Regions from separate parts of the Mus musculus genome. Here regions 2 and 3 are each linked to region 1. Evidence: chromatin loops called from intact Hi-C (ENCODE). Cell type or tissue: left cerebral cortex. All regions are shown on one strand.

Region 1 (5,000 bases):
GCAACTCAGTTCTCCCAAAGGAAAATCTTGGTGCGCACTGTTAGTGTCAGCAATGATGTCGACAGAATGAAAATAGGTATTCCCTGGGGGGGTGGGGTGGATAGGTGGTTTTATAGCTGATATAAGGAAATGGACCTACATCCTCTATCTGAACCCACTCTAGATCTTGTTTTAGGGTCTACTGTTTCTCCAAATTGCTTTGACTGCCACTTATCTGATCAGACAGGCATCTTGTTTTATGCATCTCCTGTACATAATGTTGGGCCACCTCCACTTAAGTAGAGCTATTCCAGATGTGTGTGTTCTCGTATGTGCAAGTACACACATGTGTGTGCTTCTGCATGTGTAGACCAGGGGACCACTTTGAGTGTCATCCCTCACCTGCTATCTGCCTCTTCTACATTTTAATTTTCAACAGTCCTTCTTGCTAGCCTCAACATTAGCAAGTAGACTAGGCTGGCTGGCCAGAGAACTCCAGGGATCTGCCACTCTCTAATTCCCAAGTGCTTGGATTATAAGCCTCAACACTCGGATTTGCTATTTTTAAAAGTGGGTATGGGTAGTGGGTCTGGGTGAATTCAGTTTCTCTTGTTTGCAAGGCAGGCATCTTACTGAGTGAGCGATTTGTTCAGTAGTTCTGGATGATAGGCAATGAAGTCCTGGCCCCTGGCCCTGGTCCTGAACACAATAGGTAAACTGTATGCCTATGGTTGGTACTGTGACATCAGGAGTGGATAATATGCACTAATTCATTCAGTGTGAGGTTGTAATGATGATGACCAGGTCCTGTCCAAGAGTCTCCAGTGGAGCCATAGTAAGCGACCTGTGAGAGCCTCATGTGCCCTACCAGGTAGGAAAAGGGCAATGCTGGGTGGAGACAGAGCTACCAAGAGCAGCCGTGCTTAAACATGCTTTCTCTGCACTGCAGGGCAAAGAGCTTTATTCATTCCTCATTATTTTTATGTGACTAATAAATTACAAATAATTCTGGTGCATCTTCCTAATAGCAATTAGAATAAACAAAAGGCATCACTTCAGCTGCTTGGCAATTAAGGTTCTAATGACTGCGGTGGAGGCCCGATGACGGGGATTTGGACAATTCATTAGTTGGAAGCATAAGCACTTAAAACACAACTAATGAAGTATTTAGCTAAATTATTCAAAACAAAACAAAAAAAATTAGGCGGGAGGGACAGATGCTACAAAGAGGCCATATTCTTCACATCCGAGGGAAAACGTGTCGAGACGAATCTTCTTGAAGGATGTGAACATAGTAGGCGAGCTGTTTGCAAGCCTAGCTCTGCTATAAAGCTTTTTCAGCTCTGTGAATATTTCCACATCTCCACACATGGGTGTCTATTCTCACTTAAGTAGAGCTATTCCAGAAAGTTTTTTGTCTTTTGTACCAGATGCATCTCATGGAGCCCAATATCCACACCGCTTTATTGCTAATAGAGTTATTTGCATTATTTGCAAATTTCGTTTGCTCTCTCTTATTAAGTTATGCTCATGTGTGCATGCCATGAATGCATATGTGAGTGTGGGCAATCATAGGGGCCAGAGTTCTGCCCTCCCTCCCTCCCTCCCTCCCTCCCTCCCTTCCTTCCTTTCTTCCTTCCTTCCTTCCTTTCTTCCTTTGCCTTCCCAAGGAGGCCTTCACACACCCCTCCCTCTTTTCTTTCTTTAGAGAACAGTTCTTTCTGGCCCGGTGCTCCCTGTTAAGACTGGACTGACTTCCCAGGGAGATCTACCTGTCTCTGCCTCCTGTGGCACTGGGGTTAGGAGCGCACCGACACCCAGCTTTTTCCATGGCCTCAAGCGCAGTTCTCTCACTGTTACATGACAAGCTTCCTTCCTGGGCTGTGGCCCCACCTCTACTGAGGCCAGTTTGAGCATAGCTGCTTTGAGCACTGCGGAGACTTGTGGACAAGTGATGCCAACACTCATCTAGAAGTGGAATCCTTGCTCCGCTGAGTGCGGCGTGTTGAATTTCATCGGAAGCCGGTTTATTTTTAAAAGCGAGCTCTTTAATTTCGTTTGTGCATCAGCACTCTGCAACTGCGCTTCACCGAAGTCAGACTTTTATTACAAGGCTGATTTAGTTTCTTTGTGACCAGCTCCTCACATCTCCTTTTAATTAAGGAAAGAGGAATAAATGTGTGTGTGTCCTACCATTGACATTTGTGTGTGTGTTTGTGTGTGTGTGTGTGTGTATCTGGGGTAATGATGCAAGATTTAAAATATACAAGATGGTATACAACTCAGCAAATGATGATGAGAAGGCAAAAATGAATTATATATTGATGGGGACTGAATTCCTGGGTAAGAGATCTTGCAGGAACATCATTTCCTTCCCCTACCGAGACACTGCTTCATTCTGGACAGGCACCTAGCAGGCAACCGCCTCGGGCTTCTTTGCTGAGCAGCGCCACCTAGCGTCAGACGTTCCCAGTACTGGTTTCCTCAGAGCCTCAGCTCTTCCCAGACACTGGAGAAGTCTCACAGGATGCTTGATCCCCATCACGCACAGTACCTGACCCTTTTGGAGAGGGCTCTGAGTGTCCTATGGCTGGCTTCTAAGTCCTTGAGTTCACCTAAAGACTGCCTTTATGCAAAGTCCCTTACATGTCCCCGGCCTGTACCCAGGTGGAAAGACTCCAGAGGAAGACTTGATAGTTACCAAGAACCTCTTTCTCTTAGAATGGGTAACTAGGTGGAGTGGCTTTCTGTGTTAAATTACCGAGCACATCCGTGAGACAGAGATCTAGACCTATTCTGTAAGTAGAAGGGAGGTTCTGAGAAATTAAGCGTGTTGTTCCAGGACATACAGCCAATTCTGTAAAGCCTCAGATCTCAATTGGAACCCTTGATAAAGATGGAGGCGTTGCCTTCAGAAGTGCCGAGGGCCCCTGACCTTGAGTTCATTTTCCCTCTCCCCCGCCACACCTGTACTCTTGGGATCCTTTTAAGCTGTCACGCTTCCTGTTTTAAATGCCATCTGGGAAGGAACCCAGTCTGACCCCTTTAGACAGAGGGTCCACCTAATCACAGGCAGGCACTTCCTCCGTCTCCATCTATGACTGGCAGCTTTTCTTTAAGGGGAAATGATTAGAGAGCTTGAGCCGAATAAGCCCTCTGAAGAGACACTTACAGTGAAGGAGAAACATTAAAACGTAGGCCAGGAAGGGTCCTCGGGGCTCACTTAATTGTGGAGCTGTGGATTATTGGTGGTCAAGGTAGAGTGTTGAGAGGATGCACCCAGCATGGCTTAGAGCAGACATCAGAGCCAGGGTGGAGTATTGTGCTCTAACCTGTCCTGGGAACATTTTGTGTGGCATTCAGGATGTCTTGTACATAACCTGGCTTCAGGAGAGAGTTTAATTTGAGGCTGGGTGAAGAGGAGAAAGTTATTCCCCTATAGAACAGAAATGGAAGGGAAATAGCCACTTGACCAAGGGTCTTTTGGGGTAACAGGTGAATTTTTGATCAGTCACTAGAAGGGACCTATTCAAAGTTGCTTTGGACGCCCCCAGATTTATGTAAGTCCTGGTTTCTCAGAATGTGACCTCATTTGGAAATAGCGTCTCTGCAGAGGTGATTAAGGTAAACTGAAAGTTGTATCCCATACCTTAATTCCATATGGCTGGTGCCCTATTGAGCAAGATTATAGCAAGTAAGACGGGCATACAAGAGTATACTAGGATACCCTGAAGGCGAACTTCCACAGCCACAGGAGTCAGAGGCAGTCGGCAAAGCAGCCGCTGAAGCCGAGATATGGATATGCTCTCACAGTGGGAGCCAATCCCAACCTGTGTTGCATGAAGGCTTCCAGCTGCAGAAGCAGGAGGCTGACCATGAGCACCAGGCTGAGGTGCTTCACTTCCACAACCCCAGAAAGTGAATTTGTACTCTTTTGTATACACCACGTTGGACAGGAAAAGACCAACTCTGGTGTGAAATGCCCATGCTGCTTCTAGTCAATGAGGGACTGTGTGGTGCTTCTGCTAAAAGCCTAACCCTGTTTCCTAAGAGATTGTTCTTTCTAGAGATGGCTCTGTAACTGAGCTGTAGAGTTGGGGTCCCTCACACCGCTCGAGTGGAAGAGATGGTAACTCATGTTTACAGAGCCAGGATGGAGAATCAGGAAGTAAGAAGACATAGGATTCATGTGGCATCCCGTCTTTCCTCATAGGAGCTGCTCAAGGCTCACCCCTCTCAGACAACTGATGCTGCTTAAAACTCAGGACTTAGGTGGCTCTCTGAATCCACCTCGTCCTGGCAAATCTTGGAGGTGAAGGGAAGGAGATGGGTGCATTTTTAAATACAAGATTTTGATATGTGCTTTCTGGGGAGGGTACCTTAAAACCCATGATGATTTTATAGAAGGCCCTTTGGTCGGTGGCTCATGTGCTTCCCTGGGGTGTCTTCTTTATACACAGCTCTGCCTGGTGGAGCTTGTAGTCATATGTTTGGTTTTTGTTTGTTTGTTTGTTTGTTTGTTTTTTTAGTAATTTAGGAATGAGTGGCTTGGTAAGAGTTTCTATACCAATACAGACATGTTAATTTATGAACTCAACTGTCTACTAAGAGGGTGAAAAGAATAGAATGACCAGCCTGACTCCAATCAGGCTGCGTAGTAGTATTCAGTATCCAGTAGAATACAGGCTGCAGAGTAGGACCTAGCCACACCATAGATCTTCCGATTTCTTAGTGGATTACCTGTTTTCATAAGAATCTCAGGTGACGCTCCTCAGAGACATTTTACTCTGAAGTTTGCTGTTTTATATTTGGTAAAGGAGAGTGCAGCACGCTGTGAAATTTCAATTTAAAATAACAAAATTTCCGGTTAAAATATACCCAACACATTTCAAGGACCTTACGAACACAAGTGATTTGTTGTTTGTTAGGCACACATTTCCTTGGGTGTCTTGTGTTTTATCAATGACTCTCCTGGTCCCTATGTAAGTCCCTTACATGGACAGGTGGCTGGTATTTCCAGT
Region 2 (5,000 bases), 340 kb before region 1:
CTGATGGTTCATTGTATAAATACACTAAGATGATAGTCAGTCTTACACACACACCTCTGAATGAGTCCCTGATTACTTTATCTAATCAAATCCCCACAAGTAGCATTCCTGGCTGACAAAATCTGGGGCAGTTTTAATGACCTTGATAGTCACATATATTTGTGTGTGGGTTTGGGCTGGTGATGGGCTTTGACCATGATGATGAAATGAATGCGTTGTTTCATTTGTAGCTGTGATTACAGCTCTGCCCTTAGTTGTATGCCAACAGAGCATTTGATGGGTTGGAAAATAAATCCCATGGTGGCTTAATGAGAGGTGGTGGGTGCTCCATTGTGACCCACAGTGCAGCCTTTCTCCCAGGCATTGGAGGAGGAAGGTCACCCTCTGAGAGAGTGAATGCTGAGGGTCTCTTTGGAGGCCACTGCAGAAGGAAGGGGTTCATCTCACCTGCATCTCAGCTGCAAATCTTGTATCAAAGAACCTGAGGGCTATAGATACTGCTTGGTAGTATAATGCTTGCCTTGCACACTCATGGCATACAGTTTGATTCCTCAGAGACACAAAAGTAAAGAAATAAACAATCCTAGAGATGTAAAAAGGGCTCCCAAGCAATAAACAAAAGGCCTGAGAAATAGACTCGTGTTCAAATTGACAATATGGTAGAAGTCCTTTTCAAAACAAAACAAAACAAAACAAAACAAAACAAAACAAAACAAAACAAAACAAAACAAAACAAAACAAAACAAAACACCAACAAACCAAACCAAACTAAAACAGCAGTGTTCCCCAAAGTCACATTTTATAGTAGAAGAGGCCAAGTGAGTTTCTTGGTGACATGCAACAAAGTGAGGTGCTACTATTCCCAGAACACTTTGTGAGTAGCAATGGTGGGAAGACATATGGGAAAGTATCTAGACAGAACTGAAAGAGGGAAAGAAGAGGACTCAAAGACCTCACAGAATACCTAACCCAGCTCTGTTTAATGAACTCTTAGTACTGGGATTCTTCTATCCCAAAGGGATAGTGCTGCTAATTTCCCTTTCTCTGGTTGTTTATCTTCTCCATCCGTGTAATTTTTTGTTCTTGCCAGGGAGCCTCAGCAATCCCCTAGACAACTACCACACCCCTCCTTACATCATCTAGAGGGAATCTTTTCAAGTGTTCACCTTTTCCTGGGTGCTGCTATACTTGTTAGAGTTGAGGATCTTCTCTTTCCCCAAACATCCTCAATTTCCATCCTGAGCTCATGTCTACCTGGCTCATGTCATCAGGAACTCATGACTACCTGATTCCACTGTTGCAAATCCAGGATTTGTAAGATCCAGGTGCTGAAGGCCACATTGAACCCCGATCTAGACTGCTGGCGCTGCCCTCAGGGGACTGGGCTCCCCTGCATCTGTTAACAGTCAAGACAATTCCCTACAGACATGGTTCCTATTCTCTTTTCTTGGCTGTGAGGTAAGTGTCTCGGTCTGAGGTAATGCCATGAAAATAGCAAGCTGGCTTGCCTTTAGGTTTCTGCCCCAGCTGAGACAATTCCTCTATTGAGGAGTCCTCTCAGATGACTCTTAGGATGGGTGACATGGACAGGTAAACCTAACCAGAACACAGCACTCCTCGTCAACTTGGCACATAGATACATAACTTTTAAACCGTAATTTTTCATTCCTTGACCCCAACATCTCACATTAATAATATCTTAGAGACTTTTTCTTTATTTTGTGTTTATGTGTGTATGCCTGAATGAATGTGTGCACACTATCTGTGTGCAGGTCCCTGTGAAGATCATAGGAGGGCTTCAGATCTCTTGGAATTGGATTTGCAAGTGGTTATGAGCTGCTGTCTAGCATGGGTTCTGGGAGCTATACCTGGGAGATGGCTCAGAAGTTAAGTGCTCTTTAGCCCCAACTCTAACCTTTAAAGTTCCGTAGTCTTTAAAAACCCAGTATATAATAGCACAAAATAAAAATCCTTATTCCCAAAGGGAAGAACCAGGATATAGGAATAATCAGACCCAACAAAAAAATAACAGTATGGGAGTGAAAATCCATTTCTTTTTAGCTCAATGTCTGGCATCTGAGTCAGTCATTGGATAGTCTTCTGGCTCTGTCTGAAAGGCTTGGGCACACACACTATTCCAGCTCTACCATCCACAGCACACACAACCTGTCTTGTCGGCTTAGTCTGGCTCCACTTTACACCTGCTGCTCTCCTTGGCGTGCATCTCACAATCCTGGCATCTTCTAATATCCTGGAGTCTCCATTGAAGCTAAGACTGTGCCTTCATCAATAGCCTATCTACAGGGATTCTGAGCTTAATGCATGGTGCCAGGTCTCATCCACTAACCACGAGTTCCTCAGTCTTACATCTTGTTTGTCTTCAAAACCTGTACCACATATATGATGCTTACACATTTCTAAATTTGGCTTCCAGCGTGTTATGTAGTCTTGAACCAGCTTCTGTGTCCTGACCCTGCTATCACTTTCTTATCCCTATGAAGCATAGCTCGTTTCTTTCAGTGGTGCTGGCCTCTTTAACAAGCACAGATGCTTTTCTAGCTCCGTTATCACCAGTTCTCACAGATTCACGCCTAAATATTCAATAATAGTTGCCAGTCAATTCCTCAGCAAAGTCTTTGTTCCTCTTTAAAATATGAGATTATAGGGCCACACCAATGGGATAAAGAGGGATGTCAGTTAATCATGTCACCAGGTAGAGATTACAGCATCAAATGATGGTGTGATAGAGGGATGGTGGTCCATCCTGTCATGGAGTAGAAAATAGTGTCATACCTAGATATGAGTAAAGTTAACATCTAGATTTTGAGGATGCTGAGGGAAGAGAGCTAGATATGAGCTTGACATTTAGGTTTGAGGATCTTGGAGGTAGAGATGGAGGTACTGTTAGAGGATGTGAGTCCTGAGCAGCAAGTGGGCGATGTCCCAGAAGGCGGAAGCATGCCAGGAAGCAGAGAACAAAATCCTGGTGTTTTCCAGAGTCTTGTGGGTAAGAGGGAAAGAAATTCTGTGAAGGTCACTTGAGTAGGGTAGGTGTGGAACTCAAGGAAAATCAAAGGGCACTCATATCACGAACACTGATGAACAATGGTAACAGACAGCAGCAAAAGTTGGTTCATTTTTCATAAGGAAATTGAGGTCTAGGGACTTGCCAGTGGGTCTCCCAGGTAGTCAGTGGCAGATTGAGACCATGGATTGATAACACTTGCCATGCTTCATTTAGGGGGCAGATCTTTTAACAAAGCCATTTTGCTTGGACTCAATTTTACAACATCTTTGTTTTATTTTCTGTTACTGTGATAAAACACCCAACTAAAGCAAAGGTTTATTTGGTTTATTTACATTCTAGGTCACATTACATCATTACATCATTACAGAGATGCCAAGGTGGGAGAAACTTGAAGCTGCTAGTCTCATAGCTATAGTCAACCTCAGAGAGGAGCCTCAGAGAGGAGTCAACCTCAGGAGGAGTCATTGACACGTGAGTCCCTCCTCTACACTTGTACAGTCCAGGATTCCTTAAGCCAAGGGAATGGTGCCACCCACAGTGAACAAGTCTTCCCACATCATTCAAGTCAACCAAGACAATTCCTCACAGACATCCTCAGAAGCCCTTTTCAAGTGACTCTACATTGCGTTGAGCTGACATTTAAAAGAGTCATTACATATAGTTTTCTCAAGTATAGCATCTAAAAGATTATGCATTTAAAATACTATAATAAGGGCTCAAGATGTCCCTTGCCCAGAATGCATGGCCTAGGTTCAATACCTAAAACTACAAAGAGAAAAATTCCTATATTAACATACACATAGTTTTTCAATAGAAGGAGAATAAATGTGCTCTCTCTCTCTCTCTCTCTCTCTCTCTCTCTCTCTCTCTCTCTGTGTGTGTGTGTGTGTGTGTGTGTGTGTGGTCTGGAAACTAGGGGAATGGAAAAGAAAATTGTAGCCCTCACCTTCCACCTTCCAACCTTGTCACTACTAGTTTTTACGTGATGCTGTTGATTTTTTTCTGGTTCATTTTCTGATTCTTTTTTAAGACCCTTATATAGTGACCAACTGGTCAGGCTTTTCAGTTCCCTCAATCATTCCTTCTTACGTCATATACAAATCCATCAAGTAAGATGGTTCCGTTGATGAAGTACTTACTGTACAAGCATGAGGAACCAAGTCTGAATCCTTAGCGCTCTCTCTCTCTCTCTCTCTCTCTCTCTCTCTCTCTCTCTCTCTGTGTGTGTGTGTGTGTGCGTGCGCTTGTAACCCCAGTGCCGGGAGAGATGGAGATAGGAGAATCCCTGAACAATCTCTGGCCATCCACTCAAGCTGAGCTGGTGATCTCCAGGTTCAGTGAAAGACTGTAAAAAAATGGTGCAAGAAATGACCTGACATTTACCTTTGGCTTTCATAAATACATTCACATGGACCTGTACACCTGCATACTTACGTACATGCATGCATGCATGCATGCATACTTGAACACATATAAAACAATCCACTGAATAAACGGGTCACTTACTAACCTGAACCTTCTCCAATTTGGAGTGGTTAGGTTACCTTTTCTGTTGTTACTGCTGCCTGGAATAACATTATTACACTGTATTAAATATTCTTCTGAAGTTAAGGCCATTTTCTCATGAAAGTAGCACAATCAATATTTTTATTAGCCGTAATCTAGGCTGCCAAATTGCTTCACTTGAGAGCTGCATGCTGCATAAATATTATGAATGTGTAACTAGAGATGTTTGCTTTCTAATTTAGATGCTCTCTTCAGCAGAGTGTGCAGGAGATGGAAGTCAGAGGCCATCGGCTTGCCCACAGTAAGCGGGACTGCTCCTTGGAGGGTCATGACATGGTTTTGCAATGTTAACAAACCAAGGCAGGTGAAGATTGTGAATTGTGAATGGTTCTAGTGGATATCTGTGAAAACTTCACTGTCAAAGGGCAGAACCTATAAAGGCAAGAGAGAGGCTAAAGGAGAAACC
Region 3 (5,000 bases), 84 kb after region 1:
TACCCCACCCCCATCTGTCTACAGGAGCATTAGGATTATCGACACAAGCTAAGAAGTGTGACTTTGCATGTGTTCTGGGGATCTGCTCTCAGGGCTTCACATTTGCATAGTAAGTGCTTTACCCACTGAACCGTTGCACAAGCCCAAGACTAGCAGTTCCTCCCCTCTGTCTTTTTTCATTCATTCAGAATTTCATGTATATATATGTGTGTGTATATATGTATATATGTGTATATATATGCATATATATGTATATATGTGTATACACACACTCACACACACACACATATATATATGATGTATTTTGACACTATCAACCCTATATTCCCCTTAGACTCCTCCCATAGCCACCATACTCTCCTCCTATCTTCATGTCCTTTTTTTCATAGTTGACTTAGTCCAATCAGAGTGGTCCATATATGCATGGAGCTGGGGCCATCTACCAGAGCATGGACAATTTACAGAGGCTTCTCCCTTGAGGAGAACTGACTCTCCCTACCGTAGCCACCTTCCCCTGTCAAATCTCCTCAGCTAGGTGCTATGCTTGGCAAGGCCCTCTCCTGTCCATGTTTGAATTGTGACTGACTAGATGTTGTGCCTGTCTTCTGCAGCCACTGTGAATTGATATGTACACAGGCCCTGCCATGAACAGAAGACAATAGTTTGCAACAGTATTTCTTAACTTCTGGCATTTTCGATCTTTCCATCTACTCCTCTGCAATTCCTCAGAGCGACGTGAGACAGGAGTGTGGTTTAGGTGTCTCACTTAGGGCTGAAAAAACACCATGGCCACTCATCCTCTACACTCAGATTACCGAGTCATCAGTTGCAAACTGAAGGCTGTGACATCTTAACGACCACTTTCCAGTCTTGCACACAAGAAGCTTGTATATTCTCTCTATCCCAACTAGAAAAACTAAAACCAAACTGAAGATTAGCATCTCCTTTTCACTCTTGAAAATAAGCTGTTGAATTTAAAGTTAGAGAGAAAAAAAAACACAATAATTAATTGGAGGAGATAGCTTAAAAAAAAAAAGCATTTGAGGGAACTTGTGCAGGGGTAAACAGACTCAGAACAAAATGAATAACTTGCTGAAGGGCTAGTGTAGAAAAGTGTTGGGACCAAAACTCCCACAAGAACTGGTTGAGATTTTTTTCTATAGTTTTCTAAGTCTTACTTTCCAAAGTTCAGGCTGGTTCTTTCAGTAAGAAGGATCCTCACATGCTTCTAGCAGGGATAGAAAAAAAAAATGTGATAATTTTGAACTATGCCTGAGTTCTTTGTTTCTAGAAAGGTCTGTCTTCAGGGTAAAGGGTTTAATCAATTCCTAAGCTGTTGGGGTTACAGTCATGCTGAATGGGATGAAGGCATCCATCCAGTTCTCTCTGTCTTAGCCTCTTGAAAGAAATCATGGATGTCTCGTCTTGTCCTGTGTAAGTAGGAGGTAGTGCCTGAGACAGGGAGGCATATGCCTGCCACACAGGGTCACTAGCCCCAGGGCTGCAGTTCAGAACACTTCTCCTTTGCTTTATCAGCACTTTTTTGGAGGCCTAGTGACAAATTAATTCAATTCCCTACAAACATATACGAAGCCTAGAGCAGGAACAGACTCAAGTATACTAGGATATCTACTTGAAGTTTAAAAAAATCATGGTTCTACAGTTTGTATGCTAAGGGCTCCAACAGATCCAGTAGACAGACAGCATGAAACAACAGAGGAAGGTGTAAGGAAAGAGGTGGAAGTCCTAGGAAAGGAAAAGAAGGAAAAGAAAGAATGCTGGAGTTAAAACACATTGTAGCAGAAATGAAGACTGCCTTTGATGGGCATGGTATATTCATTTTCCCTCATCTTAGTCTAGAGGTTCAGTGTTATTCCAGCCAAAGACCCTGAAGGTTACTTAGGGGCATCAAGAAACCGCCCTTAAACTTGGATGACACAACAAAAGATTAAACAAAACCCCAATACAATATTTTGGAGGGCTAATATTAATTGACTTCACAGCATATTGTAAAGTTACAGTAATCAATGCAGTGGGGTGTTGGCGAACAGAATATATAGACAGAGCAGTAAGCTAGAAATCTCTAAAATAAATCATAAAAATACAATCAACTGATCAAATGGTCTTTGGCAGAGAAGAGTAAAGGCAACATAAGGAACAAATCATTTATTTTTCACTTTGGAATATGAAATAGTTGAGCATCCATCACTTAATATGAGTCTAGACACAGACCTTATACTCTTAAAATTAATTTAAGATGGTTGTAGGGACCTACATTTAAAAATTTAAAGCTACAAATTTCTAAATTATCACACAGAAAAGAAATATCCAATAATCTGGGATTTGGCAATGATTTTAGAGATATTGTTGAAGGCTGAACTTCTTTGATACACTAGTCTTCAGTGAAATTTAATTTTTTTCCCTCTGTTGAAGATAGTGTCTAGAGAGAATAAAAAGATATTTGCAAAAGAGATGTCTAAGACAGAGTTGGTATCCAAGATATATAAAGACCTAACATTCAACAAGAAAAATGGTCCAATCATCCTCAGCAAGACAGGAACAGAAGGCACGTAAGCTCAAGAAGACATCATTCCATCTCTTATTCCATCAATGAAATACTAATGGAAACATGATAGAGGCAGTGCTACATGTCTAAAGTGCAGAATGCTGACAATATTACATGCCAGGAGGACATTGAGCAGCAGTAAGTCTTATTCACTGCTGATGAGAGTGCAAGAATGGTGAGCCACGTTGGAAGACAGTTGGACAGTTTCTGATAAAAACTAAACATAGTCTTACCATATGGTTCAGTGATGACAATTCTTGGTACTTACCCAAAGGAGTTGGAAGCTATATTCGCTCAAAAGTCTGCATGTGGGTGTTTACAGTAGCTCCATTCATTGTTGGCAGACAGTCCAACATCCTGGAAGCAATCCAGATGTCCATTAGTCGATGAATGGATTAATACACTGTAGTGCATCTAGACAAGTGATAATATTTAGTGCTAGAAAAAAGTGACCTATTAAGCAACGGAGATATGAAGGAAACTCTAGTGCTCATTGCTATGTATAGGAGGCCAGTCTGAGGAGGCCACCATAGAGCATCCTGGGAAACACAAAACTGTGAAGGCAATGAAAGTGAGTAGTTGGCGGAATTTAGAGAAGAGAGACTCATATTCAGGCAGAACACAGAGGATTTTTATGGCAGCAGATCTATTTTGTGTGCTATTATAAATGGTAGGTGCAAGTCATTACCTATTTGTTAAAACTAGAATTTGCAGGACAGAGAATGACAGTAATCTTTGATGCAAAGTTTTTGGATACTGATGTCTCGATGTAGAATCCTCTGTCCAGTCACCCAAGTGTGATTGTGTTGCAGAGGCTCACAGCAGCTGGCAGCTGAGTCGGTGAACAGGGAAGCTGGGTTTCCTTCTTGCATTTTCCTCAGGAAGTTAAAATTTTTCTAAAATATTGAAAAATCGACTCTGAGGTCTCACCTGGATTGATGTGAGACGTGTGCGCCATTAACGAGTAAGGGAAACAGGCAAACTCAGTGCCGGTGGGTTCTGTTTAATGAAGGCTGCACAAAAGTGGGGCAGGAGGCAAGAGTGGGAAACACGTTAATTATAATCTCTGCAGGCTCCTCAAAAAAAGGCAAACCTCTCCCTGGGGTAATGTTGCAGTACAGTGGAAATCTCTGAAGTTTCTAATTTGATAAGCAGCCCATCAGTATTCTTAATAATTTATGAATGTATATGAATACACATATTTCTCTGTTGATCAATAACTGGAAGTGCATTATTTAACAATTACTTAAAGCTGTACTTGCCTGTGACATGTTTTGCTAAGTGATCTTTTGAGTTTGAGAATGCTTCATGACAACGGCATTATCTGGCGTTTTCTGTTTACCTAGTCATTACAAGGATGATGCCTGTTCTGAGGCTAGAAAAGCAAACTAAAATCACAGTGTGGGAAACTGAGAAGCCAGGGACATTTGAGAAAGATGCACATAGTGCCCATGAGTCCCTAGAGGATGCTGACAGTTGGAGGAATACTGGGGTCTCTAATCAGTCCTTCTAACCTTCTGAGAGTTTACATAAAATTTCCACACTAGGTATAAAGCAAGAGGAATTCATGCCATACTTTCTGAGTTTACATTTACACAGACTTAAAGAATCTTCTCTGGGGATACTTTGAGGGGTTTACATGATGAAAACCAAATCAGATCAGTTCTCGAATCTACCAGAGCCCTTATCAAGGGCGCGAAAGCCGCTCTGCAAAGCAACCTCACCTGGCAGCTCTTGAATAAGCGCTACTCCTGTGACTTACATAAATGCCCCACTGTTAAAAATGGTTCCCGTTTGTGACGCAGGTGGGAACCATTGGAACCATTGGAAGGTGGAACCTACAGAGAGGCATTGGGAGAGGACCTTGGGCTCCAGACTCTTCCCTTCACCCCTCTTTGGCTTCCTGGCTTCCCGGTGAGCAGGTTTTTCTTCTTTACTCCCATCATGACATGTGGCCTCACCACAGGCTACAAAGCAATGTGCCAACCACAGATGGAAACCTCCAAAACCTTCAGCCAAAGTACATCTTTTTCTCTTTGTGAATTGATTATCCCGGATATTTCTCGTCGTGACGTCAAACTGACTGACACACCTGCTAAATTACTCTCTCGAAAAGACCCAGAAATCTTTATTTTAAAGTAGTCCCAGGTGACTTTGATGTGACAGGTCCTGAGCTTGAAATTTTGTGCTTTTGTTGACCTGCAAGGCCCCTGAGATGTTTCATCATCCCAAACGCTCGGCAGAACTTTATGAACTACCTCTGTGTTCAGAGATGCGTGCAAACGATCCTGTGCAAAAATGAAGATGGCATTTGCTCCCAAAACACCATTTGAGGTGGGGGTTGGGGGGAGAAGGGCGGGGCAGGGGGAGAGCAGATATCTGCTGTACCAGATCTACTAAGAAATCACTCATTGAGGAGCCCTTTGTAGACATA

The links. A loop is a pair of places that touch in the nucleus more often than their neighbours do. Peaks named below come from ENCODE experiments on the same cell type or tissue, not always from the same donor. Only the 100,000 strongest peaks of a DNase experiment are listed, where the experiment ranks them.
Region 2: a loop joins it to region 1, with 4 times the contacts of the local background. A loop is called at or near these places in 12 of 42 quality-filtered maps.
Region 3: a loop joins it to region 1, with 3 times the contacts of the local background. A loop is called at or near these places in 3 of 42 quality-filtered maps.

The regions. Positions count from the first base shown.
Region 1 is chr7:68,827,624-68,832,623 of GRCm38, forward strand. No RefSeq gene overlaps it. Among named protein-coding and RNA genes, the nearest start is that of Gm34612, 38 kb to the left of the region's middle. In left cerebral cortex, a CTCF peak has its summit at 2,434 (motif pointing left); DNase peaks (open chromatin) are centred at 1,936 and 2,431.
Region 2 is chr7:68,484,700-68,489,699 of GRCm38, forward strand. It overlaps Gm34549 (a long non-coding RNA gene), which reads left to right and starts at 3,372. Exons shown (of 3, transcript XR_391569.2): 1 at 3,372-3,499; 2 at 4,777-4,835. In left cerebral cortex, no CTCF peak of the experiment used is centred here; no DNase peak of the experiment used is centred here.
Region 3 is chr7:68,911,672-68,916,671 of GRCm38, forward strand. It overlaps Gm34664 (a long non-coding RNA gene), which reads right to left and starts at 4,353. Exons shown (of 4, transcript XR_882192.1): 1 at 4,291-4,353; 2 at 2,835-2,923. In left cerebral cortex, no CTCF peak of the experiment used is centred here; a DNase peak (open chromatin) is centred at 2,909; H3K27ac peaks cover 418 bases.